Regions from separate parts of the Homo sapiens genome. Here region 2 is linked to region 1. A link is an interaction called in ENCODE POLR2A ChIA-PET data of the cell type or tissue named here. Cell type or tissue: Panc1. All regions are shown on one strand. Each heading gives the region's core, and the rest is flanking DNA. Links, peaks and the distances in the headings are about the cores only. Region 1 overlaps ABCC3 (ATP binding cassette subfamily C member 3). Region 2 has its middle 65 kb from the start of TOB1-AS1.

What was found. ChIA-PET counts read pairs that join two places held together with the same protein. Peaks named below come from ENCODE experiments on the same cell type or tissue, not always from the same donor. Only the 100,000 strongest peaks of a DNase experiment are listed, where the experiment ranks them.
Region 2: POLR2A ChIA-PET joins it to region 1 with 17 read pairs; 4 of 35 experiments call an interaction of 5 or more read pairs at or near these places.

What each region holds. Positions count from the first base shown.
Region 1 is chr17:50,656,997-50,664,996 of GRCh38, forward strand. ABCC3 (ATP binding cassette subfamily C member 3) reads left to right here. Exons shown (of 31, transcript NM_003786.4): 4 at 50-187; 5 at 1,086-1,211; 6 at 1,439-1,500; 7 at 2,241-2,372; 8 at 3,927-4,118; 9 at 6,685-6,862; 10 at 6,954-7,115. Among named protein-coding and RNA genes, the nearest start is that of ABCC3, 26 kb to the left of the region's middle. RefSeq lists enhancers at 4,190-5,389, 5,052-6,033. In Panc1, for the core only: no CTCF peak of the experiment used is centred there; a DNase peak (open chromatin) is centred at 4,965; H3K27ac peaks cover 7,394 bases.
Region 2 is chr17:50,925,227-50,938,714 of GRCh38, forward strand. No RefSeq gene overlaps it. Among named protein-coding and RNA genes, the nearest start is that of TOB1-AS1, 65 kb to the left of the region's middle. RefSeq lists silencers at 5,879-6,078, 6,299-6,628, 9,555-9,775. In Panc1, for the core only: no CTCF peak of the experiment used is centred there; no DNase peak of the experiment used is centred there; H3K4me3 peaks cover 919 bases; H3K27ac peaks cover 848 bases.

The sequences.
Region 1 (8,000 bases), core at 1-8,000:
GGTCCAGATGTGTGTGTTCTGCCCGGGCCTCCCTGCCCTCCCTGCACAGCTGCTGGCCACCCTGCTGATACAGTATGAGCGGCTGCAGGGCGTACAGTCTTCGGGGGTCCTCATTATCTTCTGGTTCCTGTGTGTGGTCTGCGCCATCGTCCCATTCCGCTCCAAGATCCTTTTAGCCAAGGCAGAGGTAAGGTTGGGGGAGAGGGGAACCTGCCAGGTTTAGCCCTGATAGGAGGGTGACCTCAGGGTTCAAAGTCACTGCTGGGTCCCAGGTCCCTCCCTCGAGGCTTCAAGTACAAACACAATTGTGTTGTTCTCCACTTGCTACATTTCTACCTGGAAGCAGGCTGAGGAGGGGGCACCAGTGTAACACAGGAATGAGCCAAGATGCCACCACTGTTGGACCATCATGTGAGGGTAGGGGGCTGTTCCACAGCACCCACCCACCAAGTGCAATATCTGACGTGGGTGTCAGTCAGTGCCTGTGTAATGAACACATGTATGCAGACAAGTGTGAAGAGTTCTGGCTTACCTAGAGGTCCCATTAGCATGTTCCCTTCCTTTCTTCCCACCTCCCTCAGTTCCTGGCCTTCCTCTTGATCTTCAGTGGCTGTGATGTTGGGCTGGTGGGATGGAACACTGCAGGCCAACCTAGTGCCTCCCATTTCTCCATCTCAGCGGGAAGCAGGCAAGGAGAGTAGCAAAGAACATAGGCTGTGAACAACCCACTTACTCCCCATGTGGGCTCGGGCGGGTCGCTGAAACCTTTGGAGCCTCATTTCCTTAATTGCAGAAAGGGCGTCATGAGCTGTCCTGCCTGTAGGCTGATGTCCCAGTTAGACAAGGTCATGTAGGTAAGGTGATGGCACCACACCTGGCACAGGTGCCACACCTGGTCCTCGCTGAACCAGAGCTCCCTTGTGATCCTTCCTCATCTCTCAGAGTCCTCTGAGTGGGGACCTGGAGGCCCCCAGGTGCTGCCTCCTGCCCCAGAGGAGACTGATGCCCCAAGGGACTCCGCAGGGCAGGGGCTGCAGGCCCAGGCTTTTCCAGTGCTTCTGACGCCCCTCCACTCTCCCACCCAGGGTGAGATCTCAGACCCCTTCCGCTTCACCACCTTCTACATCCACTTTGCCCTGGTACTCTCTGCCCTCATCTTGGCCTGCTTCAGGGAGAAACCTCCATTTTTCTCCGCAAAGAATGTCGACCCTGTGAGTTTCCCATGGAGGGTGCGGGGGCTCCACAGCTGAGTCCTCAGCCCAACTCTGACCAGCAGCCCCCAACCCCTCCAGTTCCTTTCAAAGTGGGAGAGAGGTCATCCCCACAATCTGTAAACTGGGGCTTGGAGCAGGAACAAGGGTCCCCTCCATTTCCCTACTCTGCTTTGAGAGGGTGGTGGGCACTCCTGATTCCCCCGTCCTATTCTCTCGCCTTCTAGAACCCCTACCCTGAGACCAGCGCTGGCTTTCTCTCCCGCCTGTTTTTCTGGTGGTTCACAAAGTGAGTTGGCTCTTCCACCAGCCAGGCCAGAGGGAGGGGAGGGATGGAAGGTGAGATGGAGAAAGGGGAGCAGGGCAGCAGTTTAGGGACCGGGCTGGCCACCTATCCCACCCCCCACCGCAGTGGGCACAGGGCAGATGAGGGTAGGGAAGTGGTCTGGGAGGGGGACCAAATGCAGAGGCCTGGCCTGGCCCAGTGCCGCCCCCAGGCTACAGGCCAGCCCTGCATCTGGCAGGCTGTGGGGACAGGCCCAGGAGGCTGGAAGAAGACTGTCATTAGTTCTGAGCTCCTCTGTTTGTGATAAACTTGCAGCCTGTCATCTCCTTGGCTGCGCCTCAGAGCGGCTTGAGCAGGATAACTGTGTCTGTGACCTGGGTGACAGCTCATTAACCCCACAGCACTGAGGAAGCACCCGAGGCTGGGGCCAAATTGCCCAGGCCTCGTCCTCACCCAGGGCCCCAGGCAGCGTGGATTCCATCACCAGGGCCTGGGGTGGGGAGGAGATGGGACACCTGGGGAGGAGGAGGAGAAGGGGGTAGTGGTAGGAACTTCGGAGGGAGAGCCAGTGACCTCAAGCCTATTCACTGAGGAAATGAAGGAGACACCTTTCATGGTCACAGTGCCCGAGGGAGACCCTCCTTTCTGGAGACCCTGGGGCCCTGGAGACACTGACCCTTGGCTCCAGGCTGCTAAACCCTGACCCTCTGCGGGGCTGCCTGCCGGGCTTCACCTCCCCCCAGGATGGCCATCTATGGCTACCGGCATCCCCTGGAGGAGAAGGACCTCTGGTCCCTAAAGGAAGAGGACAGATCCCAGATGGTGGTGCAGCAGCTGCTGGAGGCATGGAGGAAGCAGGAAAAGCAGACGGCACGGTGAGGCCCTCCCCTTGCCCCAACACCCAGCCCCTTCGCTTACCCCAGATCTCCTGCAGAGGACGCTGGTAGACCTTGGAGGGCGGCATTGCTGGGGTGGCAAGCAGAGCAGGACCAGGTGATTTCTTGGCAGCCTCGGGACCATTCTATGGGAAGCTTAGGCCTGGATGGCGCTAGTTCTCCCAGCTCTGGTGGGGGCAGGAGAATGGCTGGCACTTTGGAGCAACTACTCCATCCCAGGTCCCATCCTAAGGATATAAATAAACTCACTTAATTTTTCAACAGCCCTAAAGGGTAGGTTCAAGTGTCCCTGTGTTACAGATGGGGACACTGGGGCCGGGTGTGGTGGCTCACAGCTGTAATCCTAACACTTTGAGATGCCAAGGCAGGAGGATTGCTTGAGTCCAAGAGTTCAAGACCAGCCTGGGCAATATAGTGAGACCTTGTCTCTACAAAAAATAAACAAGATGAGCCGGGCATGGTGGTGTGCACCTGTAGTCCCAGCTACTTGAGAGGCTGAGGTGGGAGGATCATTTGAGCCCAAGAGGTCAAGGCTATAGTGAGCTGAGATTGTGCCACTGTACTCCAGTCTGGGCAATAGAGTGAGACCTTTTCTCAACAACAACAAAAACAGATGGAGACACCGAAGCACAGAAATTTAACAGAGGGCCTCCCAGGGTCCCCAAGTTGGTGGTGGCAGAGCTGGAATCCACATGGAGCCGGCTGGCCCCAGAGGTTCTCCTCATATCACTGCACCACCCTGCCTGACTGAGAGGGCTGATTCCAGGGCCAGGAGCCAGCACACCCCTGCCAATTCTGCCTCCTCCTGTCTGGAGGCGGCGGCTGAATGAGATGATCTTCCCCTGAGGGGTCTTCCCACTGTCAGCCTCTTATCAAGGACCACAAACCTGTCTCTGGCCAACTGCCTCACCAAGAGAGCTGACGCTGAGCATCATCTTTCTCCACCCAATTCTGACCCCAGGATTGAACCCTCCCTCCTCCCATCCACAATCCAGGCCTAGGAGTTCAATGTTTGCTCAGCCCGGAGCTTCCGGTTGTCACCAGCTGTTGGAGGAGCCTGGGGCTGGGCATGGTTAGCAGTATCCTGGCTTTCATGGCTTGGAGCCTCCACGAAGACCTATGGGCCCCCAGTCTGCCTGCTGCACCCCCTCTCAGTCCCTCCATGCCACTCCACCCCCTCCCTGTTCAGCTGCCCGGTGGCTGTACCAACAGCCATCCTTGATCTTATCTACCTTCCCTCTTGGCGTCCTCCCTGGAGCCAGCACTGGGGAGGCGGGGAGAGGGCCAGACTGGGGGGATAGCTGGGTTTTAGAGTCCTTGTGGTAGCAGTCTGGCCACCCCTTCAGATGCCCTCTGGCAGCTGAGGACAGAGTCGCTTGTGCAATTCTTATGCTGTCTGTTCCCCTCCCAGCTCTGAGAGCCAAGAAAACAGCTCCTTCCTCCTCCTCACTCCTAGCCAGCCCAGCCTAGCCCTTGGCTTCCTGGAGCCCCTGTCCCCATTCCTAACCCACTGCTCCTTCCTCCCTGGACCAGACACAAGGCTTCAGCAGCACCTGGGAAAAATGCCTCCGGCGAGGACGAGGTGCTGCTGGGTGCCCGGCCCAGGCCCCGGAAGCCCTCCTTCCTGAAGGCCCTGCTGGCCACCTTCGGCTCCAGCTTCCTCATCAGTGCCTGCTTCAAGCTTATCCAGGACCTGCTCTCCTTCATCAATCCACAGCTGCTCAGGTCTCTCCACACTCCGGCTCACTATAGCCCTGCCCTGGGCAGCAGGGCTGGCTGGCTAGCCCAGAGGAAGGAACAACGTACAGTGAAAAGAACCCCAGACCAGGAACCAGGGAGGCTAGCTCCACTTTCTGTGTGACCTTTGGCAAGTGGCATTGCCTGACTTGTTTCCTCACTCACATTCAACTTAGAATTGCTGTGCATATACTATGTGCCGGGCACCGTGGTGTGTACGTTAACAAGCATTGGGTCTTTAAATCTTCCCAACAATCCTATGCGGAATTGCCCCATTCCCATGTCACAGATGAGAAAGCAGGAACTCAGAGAGGTGAAGTGACTTGGCCAAGGGCACACAGCAAAGAAGGAATCAGGTCTGAGTCCAGGACTCTGAGCTCCGACTGAGGTGCTCTGTCCCCACCATCAGGCTCTAACATCTGTCTCAGGAATGGCTTGGACTAGAACGAGCTCTCAAATGAGAGGGTGGGAAGGAGAGCTGCCTAGTAGCTAAGTCCCCACCTCCTTGCCCCTCCGTGCATGCATTAATTTGTTCAGCAAACATTTATTGAACCTCCAGGGTACCAGAATGGTGCTCGATACTAGGGATACAGAGTTCAATAAGACAGGGTCTTGATGTCTTATGGGAGAAACCAGCGTGTAAATCAATTAGAATTCAGTGGGGGCAGAAGTGTTCTCGGGTGTCTGGAAAACCCCGGGAGGGGCAAAGAAGCCAGCCTGGGATGCAGCAGGAAGCACCCACTGGCTTGGGAGGTCAACGAATTTGGAGAGACAAGTAGGTGAAGAAACAGGGGAAAGTTCAGCCTCAGCTTAGTCACAAAGCCCTGAAACAGCATGACTCAGGTGTTTCTGAGTGGCAGAGGAAATGGCAACGAGAGGGAGGGGCAGGAAAACAGAGAGAGGGAGAGCTAAGGATATCCTTGAAAGATCTGAGCCAGGGAGGGGCATCTGGCTTCAAGGATCTCCTGCCAGGAGTGTGGGGGATGTAGGGCAGGGTGGCTGGATGGAAGTGGGCCAACCCGGTCAGATGGAGTCCAGGCCAGGAATGAGACAAGTATTCAGGAGCAATTTGGGAGATGGGCGTGTGCGCCAGAGAGACAGAGGAGTGCCAGGCAACCTGGGTGCTGGCCTGGGTAACTGGAGGACGATGGATCTTTTGCTGAGCTGATGGGCTCGGTGGGAGGAGGAGGCTGGGTGGGGGGCAAGGTGGTGGATGGAGTCTGGTCATGTGGGGCCAGTGGTGCTGGTGGGTCCTCCAAGGGGAGATTCCCAGCTAGCTGGAAGTCAAACTCTCGAGCCCAAGAGTTTGAGACCAGCCTGAGCAACATAGCAAGACCCTGTCTCTACAAAAAAGTTAAGATATTAGCCAGGCCTGGTGGCATACGCCTAGAGTCCTAGCTACTCAAGAGGCTGAGGTGGGAAGACTGCCTGAGCCTGAGAGGTTGAGGCTGCCGTGAGCTGTGATGGCACCACCGCACTCCAGTCTAGGTGACAGAGAGAGACCCTGTCTCAAAAAAAAAAAAAAAAAAAAAGAGAGAGAGAGACACCAGTCACTGGGCTGGGGCCACTGGGGCCCACCCTACTCCAATATGACCTCACCAAATGAGGCCACGTTCACAGGTACCAGGTGTTGGGAGCTGAACATATCTTTCTGGGAGACACAACTTAAGCTATCACAGAAGGGGAGGCCTGGCTATGATTATGGCTGGAGGGCTCCATGTAGTCGAGAGGAGAGTGTCCCAACAATGAAGAGACTCGGTCATGTCAATAGGTGAAGGTGTAGAGCTTCCAGCAGAGGTGGCCAGGGTGAAGCTCAGCGGCAAAGGGGGCAACAGCGCAGCAAGTTCCTGAGGAGGCAGAGGAAGGCCAGGGCTCGGGGGCAGGGGCAGCCTCCGACAGCCTGAGCACCAGAAAAAGGAGGACAAGCCACTGGAGGGCAGTTTGTGAGTGGCAAGGAGTTTGTGGGTGGCAGGGAGTTCTCAATGGGTGGCTAAGCAAGAAGGCAGGTAGCTGCTGAGAGGGGTGGGGGGCTGGGATGGGCCTGAAGGGAAGAGAAGAGAGGTGAAGAAGGCCCCAAGAGCGGGGGCGGATTAGGGACCTAGAGAAGGTTGCTAGGCAGTGCTGGGGGCCACTGAGTTTGGAAAGGTGGATTTGAGCGGCAAGAGTCTTTGTGGTCATGTGGCGGAATCTAGAGCCCCCAGCAGCCTAGGAGAAGGAGCAGGGAAGTCCAGTCAATGGAAACGTGGCATTTCTTCCCGCCATATGTCAGGAGGTAAGAAGGCAGGCAGGTGAGGCTGGTGGTGAGAGCGTCATCGATAGGGCGTGCAGCAGGGTCCATGGTGGATAGAGAACGAGGTGAAGGCAGAGTGGAGCCAGGAGGTCGTGGTCTTGAGGCAGTACTGGGTTGACCCTCCCTGGCCCAAGAGGTTGGAGGGGGTGGAGGTTTCAGAGGCCAGGGGTGCAGTGGAGACTGCGGGTAAAAGCAAAGGGCAGCAGAGGAGGGAGCAGCCATGGGGGCAGCACTGCCCACCTCACTCCTCTCTCCTCCCCACAGCATCCTGATCAGGTTTATCTCCAACCCCATGGCCCCCTCCTGGTGGGGCTTCCTGGTGGCTGGGCTGATGTTCCTGTGCTCCATGATGCAGTCGCTGATCTTACAACACTATTACCACTACATCTTTGTGACTGGGGTGAAGTTTCGTACTGGGATCATGGGTGTCATCTACAGGAAGGTCAGCTGGAGCAGGGCCCAGGGGAAAGGCTGGCCCTGGGCAGCTTGCAAGAGGCTCGCAGCCAAGTCCACCCACTACTGTCTACCTGCAGGCTCTGGTTATCACCAACTCAGTCAAACGTGCGTCCACTGTGGGGGAAATTGTCAACCTCATGTCAGTGGATGCCCAGCGCTTCATGGACCTTGCCCCCTTCCTCAATCTGCTGTGGTCAGCACCCCTGCAGATCATCCTGGCGATCTACTTCCTCTGGCAGGTGACTCTCCAACCCTGACCTCTGCCTCCTTCCTCTGACATGCTGCAGAAGTGGCAAGAGAGGATTATTCTGGAACTGGGAGCATGGCACATGCTTGTAGTCCCAGCTGCTCAGGCGGCTGAGGCAAGAGGATCACTTGAGCCCAAGAGTTCTGGCTGCAGTGCGCCACGATTGTGCCTGCGAATAGCCACCACACTCCAGCCTGGGCAACATAGCAAGACCTTGTCTCTAAAAAGAAACAAAGAAAACAGAAAAAAAGAAGGAGGGTTATTCTGGGTTAGCAGAGGGGATATAGAATTGACACAAGAGCTGGCTGGGCACGGTGGCTCACGCCTGTAATCCCAGCATTTTGGGAGACCAAGGCGGGTGGATCACGAGGTCAGGAGTTCGAGACCAGCCCGGCCAGGATGGTGAAACCCCATCTCTACTAAAAATACAAAAATTAGCCAGACGTGGTGGCGGGTGCCTGTAGTCACAGCTACTCAGGAGGCTGAGGCAGGAGAATCGCTTGAACCCAGGAGGCAGAGGTTGCAGTGAGCCGAGATCATACCACTGCACTCTAGCCTGGGTGACAGAGCAAGACTCTGTCTCAAAAAAAAAAAAAAAAAAAAAAAAAGAATTGACACAAGAGCTTCCCTAGGCATTGGTGGGGATGGAGGGATAGGACTTCGAGGATGCTGATGTCTGCAAAGGAATCTTCCCAACATCTGTTGCTATCCTTCCTGCAGAAGCCAGGGAGGAAAGAAAGTCTTGGAGGGAGGTGGGTGTGACTCTGGCTGTCATCGTCTATATTTGCCTTCCTGTGTGTCTGGACACCCTTCTATATCTGCTGTCTGTCCCTGTCGTCGTTATCTAATGGCTGGCTGCTTCTACAAATGTTGTGGT
Region 2 (13,488 bases), core at 1,529-9,528, 270 kb after region 1:
GAAGTCAGAGGGAGAAACGTTTCCAACTGAATTAAGAGAGAAGAGCCCAACTTGCAGTGTTCCCTGGCCCCTGGTAATTAATTAATCAAAGTAAGGTTTTCTTTTCAAAAAGTGTCTTTAAATTGACCATCTCTTGTAAAGCTGGTTATTTTCAGATGTGCCATGTTCCTGTAGGCACCAGCTTCACCTCACACTGCCTCGGTCTGAGATTGTGCGCCTGGAATTGTATTGAGTCAGAATCACCTGGTGGGCTTGTGAAACTGCAGCTGGCTGGGCCCCACCCCCAGAGATTCTGATTCAGCAGATCTAAGGTGGGGTCTGAGATTTTGCATTTCTAACAAGCTACCAGTGATGCCGATGCCACTGGTGCACTTTCGGATCACCTGAGGAGCTTTTTTTCAAAAAGACTGGTGCCTGGCTCACACCCCCAGGATCTGATTTCACTGGCCTGGGTGCAGCCTGGCGTTAGGAATGCCATGGCTCCACAGGTGATTCTTGTGTGCTGCCCAGCCTAAGGGCCACTGGGTTTACCGAAAGAAGCCAGCAGACATGATGAGCATTTCCTGAGCCTATGAGATTCCTTGGATTTCAGGGACAACCTCCTAAGTCTTCCCAGATCAGGGCCTGCCAGGCAGAGAGTCTCTGAGGGATGGAGGGAAGCTGTCCTATATGAGCCGTACTTCCACACCTGTATCTTTCATACCAAGTCAACTGGTTGCTAATGCTAGTGGGGAAAACCATGTGAACTGATTAGTAAGATTTCTGGCTTCTCTGGCCAAGCTTCTGGACCACATGGCTGTTGCCAGTGCTCCCTCAGATGGCACACACTTGCTAGCTTGCCACAGTCCCCATCACCCCCTAGTGTGTTACCCTCCTTGGCCTGAGACTCACTGATTTGAGCTACGTGGCGCCATTGATTGTCCGTCTTCCTGTTTGTGGTTGGGTGTGAATGGACAGGTGCTTTAGGAACGGGAACTCAGATCAGTACTTTCAAAGGAAGACAGGAGACACGGGAAAAGGACCCTGTGTGTGCTTTGAGGATGATGGTGACCTCAGGCCCTGCTCTTAGCCTAGAAGGGGTGGGGGATGTTAGACTGAAACCCAAGAGACTTGTAATCTCACCCCAGCTCTGTCGCTAATTTGCAGAGTGACTTTAGGTAACTAACACCGTCTCTCTATGCCTCAGTTTCCTCATCTGCAAAGTGATTGAGGGTAAGACATGCTGAGCACCCATGTCCTTCCTATTCTAGGAGCTGGAGAGAAAAGAGTCCAAGTCTTATAACTAAGAGTTGGGAGGAGGGGGACCCTGAAGCCTAGGGAGGGAGACAGCTGGGCCCCAGGATGTGGGCTGGGAAGGAGGCACGGCTCGTATCCAGTTTAACCACAGGCCCAGCCATCCCCAGCTCCTCAAAGCTGGACTCTGCGCCCCCACCCATGTGTGCAGGTGAAGCCTAATTCTTATACCAACTCTGATGCGAGGCGTTGTGGGTAGTGGTTGAACCCTGGACTCTGGAGTCGATGTGGCCCAGTCCTGTGGCTCTGCCACTTCCTGGCTGTGTGGTCTCAGGCAGGTTACCAACCCCTCTGGAGTCTCAGTATCTCACATGTAGCATGGGCTAGTAATGGGTAGCTGTGGGGATCAAATGAGCTGTGCCCGGAAAGCATTTAGCTCTGTGTGTGGCAGATGCTCAGGGGTCACAATCATCATCATTAAGAGGAGGCACTCAAGTTGTGCCTGGGGCCTCGTTTATGCCCCAGAATCTCAGCCCCAACCCCAAGATGTGTCTCTTTTTTTTTTTTGAGACAGAGTCTGGCTCTGTTGCCCATGCTGAAGTACAGTGGCACGATCTCACTGCAACCTCTACCTCCTGGTTTCATACAATTCTCCTGTCTCAGCCTCCCGAGTAGCTGGGATTACAGGTGTGTGCCACCATTCCTGGCTAATTTTTGTATTTTTAGTGGAGACAGGGTTTCACCATGTTGGCCAGGCTGGTCTCGAACTCCTGACCTCAGGTGATCCACCAGCCTCGCCCTCCCAGAGTGCTAGGATTACAGGCGTGAGCCACCGCACCCAGCCCCAAGATGTGGGTCTTGATAATAGGGATCCCACTGCCCTCCTAAATTCCTATGATTGAGCCCAGCTTCCCCGAAATGGGGGTCTGGCCCAGCCCAAGTTCACTGAATGGCTCTCAGACTCCCTACAGACCTGAGCTCTTGCAATCAGGTCACCCTCTGCCCCTGCCCTAGTTTCCTCTGCCAGCTGCCACACTCAGGTGCCCTGAGGCATCCGGGACATGCAGTCAGGCAGTATAATCTCCCCTAGCTGTGTAACCTTGGGCAGGTTACTTAATCTCTCTGGGTTTTTGTAAAAGGGGAATGATAACCTCCACTAGATCCTAAGCTCCTCGAGGGAAGGGATGGTGTTTGCTTTATCCACCAGTGTATACCCAGCATCTAGTCCAGTGCCTGGCACATAGTAAGTGCTCAAAAAATATTTGTTGGATCAATGAATGGGTGGCCTAAGGACTAAATTGAATAATATATGTGAAGCACAGTGCCAGGCACACAGTAGCCCCTAAATTAATGTTTCTTGGAACTGAACCTATCTGATTCCCTGAACTTCTGTGTTTTCCTTTGTGCTTTCTTGTGGCCTACATGTTGGGACACATTCCAGGAACTTGGACCATGAATCGTTAAGACCTTGGTCATCACACTTGGCCCCTACAAATACCTCTCAATTTCAGCAGTAGAGCCAGCCCCAGGGCCTGTCCCACAACCCTGGCCCACTTTATCTATCCTAACGAACTCAACAACCACGTCTGTGTGTACATCCATCCACCCATCCACTCACTCATTCATTCATTCAACACATTTTAAGGAGTGTCTACTGTCTCCATACTTCCTCCCCAGGCTCCCCCAAAGCTATGGATTCCTACATACCATGGGTTACTTGATGTCTCCACCTGGGCCTGCCATGATGTTGTAAAAGGCCAAACCAGACCCTCCTTTTCTCATACCCACTTTTCCTCCAGGGCTCTCTAAGCTGATGGTGCCACTGCCAGCCTGGTCACCCAAAAGGGGAGCCCAAGAGTTGCCCATAATACCCCCAGATGGGCACCCAGGCCTGACTATTTATTTCCTATGTTCTTCTCAGATATCGTCCCTCCCAAACTTTTCTGCTCCATTAGCCTGGGGATCTCCAAGCTCTTTTTCCTGAGATTCTCTCTCCTCACTGCTCTATCCCCATTTCTCTCTCCCTCCTGTCTATCCTCTCAATGCTGCTCCCAGGAGGCTCCATTTCGTGCCCCCACCTTCAAGCCTCCCAATTGCTTTCTGTCCAAACTGTTGGCCTGTTCTGAAGATTCTCACAATCTGGGGGCCCTGCGACCTGCTCAGCCTCATCTCCTGCTCTCTGTCTCATATGTCATAAAGAGTCCCCTGACCAGTATCATTCTATGTCTTACCTCCAGGGCTTACTCCTTCTGCCTGAAATGTCTTTCTTTCCTCAGCTCACCCCTTTACTTGGCCAACCCTTACTCACCATTCAAAGCCAGTTCAATGTCACCTGCTCCAAGAAAACTTTTCAGACCGCACCCAGCCTAGATTACAGACTCTTCAGCTCTGCTCCCATCTGACCCATGCCTGACTCCATCGTTGTAGTTACCACATTATTTCATAATTATCTGCTTATGTGTCTGGCTTCTGCATGCTTATTCATTGTTCTACCCCTCTGTGCACAGTGCCTGGCACAGAGTAACTCCCTTTGCAGATACTATCGCTCGGTAACAAATCACCCCATAATTTAGTGGCTTAAAAGTGCTATTTAATCTTGCTCATGGTTTTGTGGGTGTAGAATTTGGGAAGGTCTCAGCCAGGCAGTTCTCATTTGGGTTCTGCCATGGACTGGATCACCCAAAGTCTCAAGGGGGTGCATGCAAATGGGCTTGGGTTCTGCCATGGCTGCATTGGATGCTGGCAATTGGCTGGGAGTTGGCCAGGCTTTCCACTGAGGTGTTACATGTGGCCTCTCGAGCACGGCAATCTCAGGGTAGTCAGACTTCCCCCGGAACCCGCGTCCCAAGAAAGCCAGAAGGAAGATGCACAGGCTTATCTAATCTAACCTTGAAAATCAGGCAGTATTGCTTCCACCACGTTCTATGTGTTACAAGTGAGTGGCTAAGGTCAGCCCAGATTCGAGGCAAGGGGACAGAAGCCCTGCCTTTCGATGGGAAGAGTGTTAAAAAAATTTACAGACATGCTTCAAAACCACCAGAACCCTCAACACATGTTTGTTGCATGGATGGTTGAAGAGATGGATGCCAAGTTGCTTCCCACCTATCCCTATCCTGCCCCATGAATACCTAGTTCTGCTTTTTTTTTTTTTTTTTTGAGACGGAGTCTCGCTCTGTTGCCCAGGCTGGAGTGCAGTGGTGCCTTCTTGGCTCACTGCAACTTCCACCTCCCGGGCTCAAGACGAGGTCTCATTATATTGCCTAGGCTGGTCTGGAACTCCTGGGCTCAAGCAATTCTCCCACCTTGGCCTACCAAAGTGCTGCGATTACAGACGTGAGCCACTGCATCCGGCCAATATTTAGTTCTTTTCTTCCTGCCTCTTTCTCCTGCACCACCGTGACTCCAGCACATTTGAGGGTTGGCAGAGTGGCCTGGTGGTAGAAGAACACAGGCTAGCAACCTATAGCTTCTGCCTCCATGTGCCTGCTGCCAGCTGGTGTGAGATGCTAAGACAAGTCCCTCTCCTGTCCTAGGCTTCAGTTTCCCTACCCAGATAATGAAGTGCTGGGCCAGATATTCTCTAAGATCCTCCCCACCTCCCACCTTCTGCTCTAACTTTAGGCATCTCTATAATTCCTACTTGCTTTCTGAAAAGGCAGCTGGAAGCCCAGGCCAGCTCCATGCTGCAAAGCTGCCCCCAGCCATCATGTCTTTGGGAGTTCGCATCTTAATGACACAAGCACACACAGTACACTGTGGTGTGAGAAACTCAAATACTACAGAAGTATGCAGAGTAAAACGTGAAATTCCCCACGACCTTCCTTTACGCCCTGCCTCCCTCCGAAGGGGACTGCCTCCATAGTTCAGCGATTGCCCCAGCAGCCTTTTATACACCTACTGTCCGGCAACGTGCAGCTTTCTCAGAAGGAGAAAGCTTTGCTGGGGATATGTGGTTCGTTTTATCTTTTAACAAATAAAATCATACTGTTCATATTTCTGCAACTTTCTCTTTTTCATGTAATTCTATGTCTAGGACATCATCTTTCCACCACGTCCCCCAGCCTTTTCTTTTTCTTTTTCTTTTTTTTTTTTTGAGATGGAGTCTCACTCTGTCCCCAGGCTGGAGTGAAGTGGCACAATCACGGCTCACTGCAACCTCTGCCTCCCGGGTTCAAGCGATTCTCCTGCCTCAGCCTCCAGAGTAGCTGCGATTACAGGCATTCGCCACCACGCCTGGCTGATTTTTGTATTTTTAGTAGAGACGGGGTTTCGCCATATTGGCCAGGCTGGTCTCGAACTCCTGAGCTCAGGTGATCTGCCTGCCTTGGCCTCCCAAAGTGCTGGGATTACAGGCGTGAGCCACCGCTCCCAGCCTTTTAAAAAAGATGCTCTATAATTTGAGATGGTATGGTTGCTGCAAAGTTTATGAGACTATTCTCCACATTGTCAAATATTTTGGTAACTTCCAATTTTAGTTATTTTATACAATCTTGCAAAGGGCCGTGTTCAGCGCTCCACGGAATTGCAGGGCTGGGGGACACTCCATTCCTGCGTCCTAGAGAGCCTCTTTCAAGCAAGCTCTTTCAAGCAAGCAAGGAGTGCAAATCCTCCTGCCTGCAAATTGCGGGCTGTGAGGCCTGAGCCAACGCACTGGAGCTCTCTGAGAACGGCTGTGACGAGCCGAGCTAACAATAGCCCTGCTTAGCAGCCCCGCGGCGGCTGACTTGGTGAGGCCCGCAGGCCCGCCTCAGCCCGCCCTCCCTCCGCCGTCCGGGCAGGAGGTGCAGGGGCAGCAGGGCCCGCCTGGCTCGCTGCGGCCGCTTATCAGAGCCGGCTGTGGCGCCGGTTACGTAACCGGGCGGCTAATGCTGTTTTACTTGTCGATGAAACCCAAATTAAAAGAGGAAATTATTGTCCTGATGCTCAACTCGCCTAATCCCCATCTGTCTCCTCTCTGGTCCCCCGCGCTGCCGAGCGCTCGCATCTAAAGGTCTTGAACGCGTTCCAGGTTTCTAATTTCGTTTGCTTATGCAACCAAAAATATTATGGCCGCGTTTCCTGGGGGTGATGAAGTCTATATTCTGGGCTACAGGCACACTAAAAACGGCAGCGCCAGGGCCCAGCGCCGCTCGCGCGTGCACCACGCGCCGGCTTTTTTTGGTTCCTCCGAGGCGCGGGCAGCTCTGCAGCCGCGGGGGCCGCAGGAGGTGGGGGCTGGACCCGCCCGGAGCTCGGGAGGGCCCGGGATGGCCCCGGGGAGCGCAGGTCCCGGCAGGGGCCGAGCGAACAAGGGCCGGCCTGGGGCGCCCAGAGACGCGGGGGACCGTTCTGGTCGCAGCTGCCTGGGTGACCTCTTGGAACCTCAGCTTCCTCCTTGTTTTTTTTCTGATTCTGACTCTGATTCCTGTGTGCTGAATCCAGGCTGTAGTGAGCTGTGATCACACCACTACATTCCAGCCTGGGTGGCAAAAGGAAGATGAGAGAGAGACAGAGAGAGAGAGAGAGAGAGAGAGAGAGAGAGAGAGAAGAGAGAGAAATAAGGGAGACATCAACACCCTGGAATATTGTGTAGATGAGTTTTAAAAAAAAAACAAGGTAGATCAAGATGTATTAACATGTATCAGATTGTTAAATTTCTTTAAGAAATAAAGTCATTGAAAAATAGAAAAATACAGAATATGGTTCAACTTGAGTTTTTAAAAATCCATGGGCTGGTGAGAAGCAAAACAGACTTCAGTGTTTTTACCCCACTTCTGTATTGTCTGAATCATCTGAAGAGACGCTGTTCATGTATTTCTTGCATAATTTTAAGTATCTGATTTTAATGGTATGAGGGACGGGATAGCAGGGGCCTTCCTGACCCTGTAATTCTCTGGAAGCAGTGGTCAGATCAGGAGTGGGACTGGCTGCAAGGCTTCTGCCCCCGATCCCCGACCCCAGGCTGGGGCTTCAGGATGCCCGACCACAGTGTTCTGAGGGCCTCTGACCATCAGGAGGCCACTGGAAGTCTTAGGGCTGAGGGAGGCATGGGTACTGGGCCTGGGAGGGCAGACGCTGAGGGCAGAGCAAGGGCCCTGGAGTCAGAACCCAGGCTTCTAGTCCCTGGAGCATTGGCTCAAATGGCAGAGTCTCCCTTGTTCCTGCGGCCACTCTGGGTCTTGAGACTGGTGGCATCCTCTGCCCTGACAGCCAGGCCAGGACCAGTGCGAGGAGGAGCCAATGGACCCTGGCTGGCTCCGAGGCTGCGGGGCTGGGTGTGAGGCCTCACCTTAGCCAGTTCTGGAGATGTGCCCCTTGACGTGGCTTCTCTGGGCGAGGCCAGGCTCCCTGTGGGCCCCAGATGCAGAGAGCCAGGATTGATTCTCAAGCCACGAGGTACCCCCCATCCCTGAGATAGGCCCAGCCTATGTGCGTGGCCCTCATCAGCCAGACACTTGGAAATATCCGCACAGTTGCTGGAGAAGCAGAGAAGAGGCCGCTTGAACACAGGGAGCCATCTCCCACAGCACACCACAGACTTCCCCGGGTGCGCGCCGAGGAGCACGGATTCTGACAAGGCGTTATACCTTCAAATCAGGTTCTAATAGCCAAGAATTGCAGGAACCCCTGTGATGAACTAACTTAAGCAGGTTTCTTTACTTTAGGACTTCTCAGGACCTTTCCTATGCTGGGGTACATGATGAGTCTCCATGAAGGTGTAATGAGTGCAACTTTTACTAGAAACCCACGGACTCAGGAGCCCTTTCCTTCCAGAGCATCTCACAGGGCTAGAGGGCTCCAAAAACACTGAGCCAATGAAGGTGGGAAACAAGCACTGAGGGTGCAGGACCATCGCAGACAGAGTTTGGGAAAACTTAAGAGGAGGATGAGGCCTGGTGCAGTGGCTCACACCTGTAATCCCAGCACTTTGGGAAGCCGAGGCGGGTGGATCACGAGGTCAGAAGTTCGAGACCAGCATGGCCAACATGGTGAAATCCCATCTCTACTAAAAATACAAAAATTAGCTGGACGTGGTGGTGGGTGCCTGTAATCCCAGCTACTCAGGAGGCTGAGGCAGGAGAATCGCTTGAATCCGGGAGGTGGAGGTTGCAGTGAGCCAAGATTGCACAACTGCACTCCAGCCTGGGTGACACAGCAAGACTCTATCTTGGAAAAAAAAAAAAGAGGAGGATGAGTAAGCACTGTCCTGCATCACTCAACAAGGGGGATATGTCCTGAGAAATGTGTCCTCAGGCAATTTCGTCATTGTATGAACATCATAGAGTGCACTTACACAAACCCAGATGGTAGTATGGACTACCACACACCCAGGCTACTGCTCCCAGGCTACACACTCAGAGAGCTTGTTACTGTACTGAATACTGTAGGCAATTGTGGCACAATAGTAAGTATTTGTGTATCTAAACATATCTATACATAGAAAAGGTAGAGTTAAAATACAGTATTATAATCTTGTGGGGCTGGGCACAGTGGCTCATGCCTATACTCCCAGCACTTTGGGAGGCTGAGGCAGGTGGATCACTTGAGGTCAGGAGTTCAAGACCAGCCTGAATAACATGGTGAAACCCTGTCTCTACTAAAAATACAAAAAATTAGCTGGGTATGGTTGCGGGTGCCTGTAATCCCAGCTACTCAGGAGGCTGAGGCAGGAGAATAGCTTGAACCCAGGAGGCAGAGGTTGCAGTGAGCCGAGGTTGTGCCAGGGCACTCCAGCCTGGGCGACACAAGCAAGACTCTGTTTCAAAAATAATAATAATAATAATAATCGTATGGGCCCACCACTTTAGCTGCAGTCTGTAGTTGACTGAAACGTTATGAGGTGCATGACTGTATAAGAAGGTGTGAGAAAAGTGGAGGCCACCTCACCTGTGAGAGATTTGTTTAAAGACCAGTCCTGCTAATAGAATGCAGGTGGGTAGGGGGTGGGGAAAGCCCATCAACAGAGCAGGTGTGGGACTAACATTCATCTCTTTTCTCGGAGTTTGACACCTGGGCTCATGCACATATGTGCACCTACCTAGGCACATACCCAAAGGTACACATACAAAAAGCTCACATACAAGCATGTGCTCACATGAAACACACACAAGCACACATGGAAGAACATATCTCCTCATGGGCACACTCGCATACAGCAAAGCACACACCCATGCACACCCCCAGGTGTGTGCCCACACAGACCCACCTGCCAAGGCAAACCCATACAAAACACATGGAAACACAGATGGAGGCACGCATATCCACACACATGAGCCGGAGCACACACAGACATGCACTCAGCGCATCACACATCAACACTCGCGTACACGCACTGGGGTGTGCATGCGGAAGACAGGTGCAGGCGCATGCTCAGAGCACGCACCTGCATCCACACACTACGCATTCACAAGCACAGCGTGTCTAAGGCCATAACAGCTTCCCTGCCTCTTTGCGGAGGTGGGGCCAGTGGGGGTGGGAGTGACACTGTGTTTTAGAGGGAAGCTGAAGGACTCCCAAGCACGTTGAGTAAAGCAGTTCACAGAAGGCATATGTCCTTTGAGTATTTTTATCTTTAGCACTCATATGTCTAGCAGAGTCTGGGTGGCTCCATATTGCTACCAGGAAGGAGGACAAGTGGCTGGATTTGAAAGCAGATGGCCCCTGGGTGCAGAGGAAGGATACCCCTTGCTCCCTCCCCCGCCACACCACAGCGTTTCCTACCTCAACATATGGGGTCCCCCAAAGGCCTGTGCAAGCCACCTGCTTCCCACTGTGAAAACAGCTGGCAGAGCAGATTCCTCAGCCCCTAGCTGGGTGCCTGGAGAGAGGTTCTGACAGCCCCCAGCCTCCAACCAACCCCCGTCTCGGGAGCTCAGGTCTCCAGAGCACTTTGGGCCAGGACCATCAGTCTTGGGCCTGGGCTGTGACCCACTGTGGGCGGCTCTCTGCAGCTGCCTCGAATGTGTGCATGGATGGTGTTTTCCCCTATCCCTGAGCTGGCAGGAGGTCTGGGCACGTGCCCTGGCCCTCTGGCTGGTCAAGGACAAGCCGATGGATTTCGAAAGCTATTTAATCCCTGGGTTCTGACGCACCCGGTTCACCACCAAGCGGGATCTAGTGCCCACAATCTGATGTCAGAGGGCGGGAGTGGCCTTGGCCAGGCCTTGGCATGACTCCATCCCCTGCCCACATGGCACTGTGGTGGAGCCGGCAGGGAGCAAGAGGCGCCCAGAGCCTTCGCCTCTTGAATCACAACCATTTGTTAGGCTCGCAAACACCAGCATGGCCTAGAAAATGAGGTAAAACAATAACAAGGAAAAATAATCAGGTGCTATTAAGTGAAAAGAGCAGATAAGCAAAACATTATAATCGTGTTTATTTGAGAACAGTAATAAATATATTTAGGCAGAGGGAAAAAACTGGAAAAACCAACAGTGACTATCTTTAGAAATGTACCATTCAACAAATATTTACTGAGTACCTGCTATTGGTCAGATTGTTTTAGGTGCTGGGCATACAGTAGTGAAGAGACAAAACCCTTTAAGAAGCTTATATTCTAGAGAGTTAACAGGCAATAAACAAAATATACGAGTTCAATATATAGTCAATTAGCCAGGCGCAGTGGCTCAGACCTGTAATCCCAGCACTTTGAGAGGCCGAGATGGGCAGATTGCTTGAGTCCAGGAGTTGGAGACCAGCTTGAGCAACACAATGAAATGCCATTTCTGCTAAAAATACAAAAATTAGCCGAGTGTGGTGGTTCATGCTTGTAGTCCCAGCTACTTGGGGGGCTGAGGTGAGAGAGTTACTCGATCCTGGGAGTTAAAGGCTGCCGTGAGCCGAGATCGAGCCACTGCACTCCAGCCTGGGTGACAGAGTGAGACCTTGTCTCAAAAAAAAAAAAAAAAGTTAAATGGTGTAAATTGTGTTAAGTATAAATGGTGTTAAGTACAATGGGAAAAGGCTGGTTTGGGTTTGAGAATTGTGGGTTGGGGGCTGTAATTTTTAATAGATTCAATTTTTTAAGCTCAGTTCCAGTTTTACAGAAAAATTAAGAAGACAATATGTCACAGATGGGAACTGAACAATGAGAACACATGGACACAGGAAGGGGAACATCACACTCTGGGGACTGTTGTGGGGTGGGGGGAGGGGGGAGGGATAGCATTAGGAGAAATACCTAGTGCTAAATGATGAGTTAATGGGTGCAGCACACCAGTATGGCACATGTATACATATGTAACTAACCGGCACATTGTGCACATGTACCCTAAAACTTAAAGTATAATAATAAAAAAAAAGATTACACAACAAAAAAATAAATAAAATAAATTCTTGAAGAGCTATTAAAAAAAAAAAAAAAAGAAGACAACATAGTTACCCCCAAATCCTCCCTCCTCCTGCATGCAGTTTCTCTCATCAGTGACAACTTACATTAGTATGGTACATTTGTTGCAATGAATGAACCAATATTGATACATTATTATTATTATTATTATTATTATTATTAGAGACAGAGTCTTGCTCTGTCTATGTGGTGGTGCGGTAATGGCTCACTGCAAACTCGACCTTCTAGGCTCAAGCCATCCTCCTGCCTCAGCCTCCAGAGTAGCTGGGACCACAGGTATGCACCACCACACCTGGCTAATTTTTGTATTTTTTGTAGAGATAGGGTTTTGTAGAGATAGGAGTTGCCCAGGCTGGTCTAGAATTCCTGGGCTCAAGCAATCCTCTCGCCTTGGCCTCCCAGAGTGCTGGGATTATAGACATGAGCCACTGCACCAGGCCTTGATACACTATTATTTACCAAAGTCTATAGTTTATTTAGATTTTCTGGGTTTACCTAATGTCCTTTTTCTGTTCCAGGATCCCATCCAGGATCTCACATTCTACGTCGTTGTCATTGTCTTGCCTCCTGAGGCTCCTCTTGGCTGTGACCACTTCTCGGACTTTTATTTTGATGAAAATATTTTGATGACCCTGACAGTTTTGAGAAGTCCTGGTTTGGTGTCTTGGAGGATACTGCTATACTGGAATTTGTTTCGTGTTGTTCTCATGTTTAGACAGGGGTTATGGGTTTTTGGGTGTCTGATCACAAAGCCGAGGTGCCGTTTTCATCATGTATCCTATCAGAGGTCCTATCAACTGGAGTTACAAAGATGCTGACTTTATCACGGGTATCCGCTGGGTTTCTGCACCGCAGAATGAGCCCCCTTCTCCCGTTCCACACTGTACTCTTTGGGAGGAAGTCACTAAGTGCAGCCACACATAAGGCCTGGGACTTATGCTTTCAGCCCCAACTCATTTAGGGTGAAATAGTGACATAAATTGGCCTGGTGCAGTGGCTCATGCCTGTAATCCCAGCACTTTGGGAGGTCGAGGCGAGCGGATCACCTGAGGTCAAGAGATGGAGACCCTCCTGGCCAACATGGTGAAACCTTGTGTCTACCAAAAATACAAAAATTAGCTGGGCGTGGTGGTGGGCGCCTGTAATCCCAGCTACTTGGGAGACTGAGGCAGGAGAATCGCTTGAACCCAGGAGGTGGAGGTTGCAGTGAGCTGAGATTGTGCCACTGCACTCCAGTCCGGCAACAGAGTGAGATCCCATCTCAAAAAAAAAAAAAAAACGACATAAATTATTTGAAATTCTTCTGCGTGGGTTTTTTTGTGTGTGTCTTCTCCCCCATTTATTAATTAATCCAAGCGCTTATTTATAATGGACTCATGGATATTTATTTTACACTTGGGTTATACTACTACTTCATTTTACTGCTCAATTGTTGCAGCGTTTGGTTGTTGGCAGCTCTTTCAGTCGGCTCCTTCATCCCTTTGATACCCCTCTCTCCAGCACCAATGTGGTTCTTTTCTTTTTGAGCCCTTCCTTACTCTCTGACACTACACGATGCTCCTGTCCCAGTCCTGGAATCAGCCATCTCTCCCAGGAGCCCCGGATCCTTTCACTGAAGAATGGTATTAGAAACCAAGGTACTAGGTGTGATCTTTTTGTTGTTGTTTTGAGACAGAGTTTTGCTCTTGTTGCCCAGGCTGGAGTCCAACGGTGCGATCTCAGCTCACTGCAACCTCGGCCTCCCGGGTTCAAGCGATTCTCCTGCCTCAGCCTCCTGAGTAGCTGGGATTATAGGCGCCCGCCACCACGCCTGGCTAATTTTTGGGGGTTTTTTTTTTGTATTTTTAGTAGAAACGGGGTTTTGCCATGTTGGCCAGGCTGGTCTCGAACTCCTGACCTCAGGTGATCCGCCCACCTCGGTCTCCCAA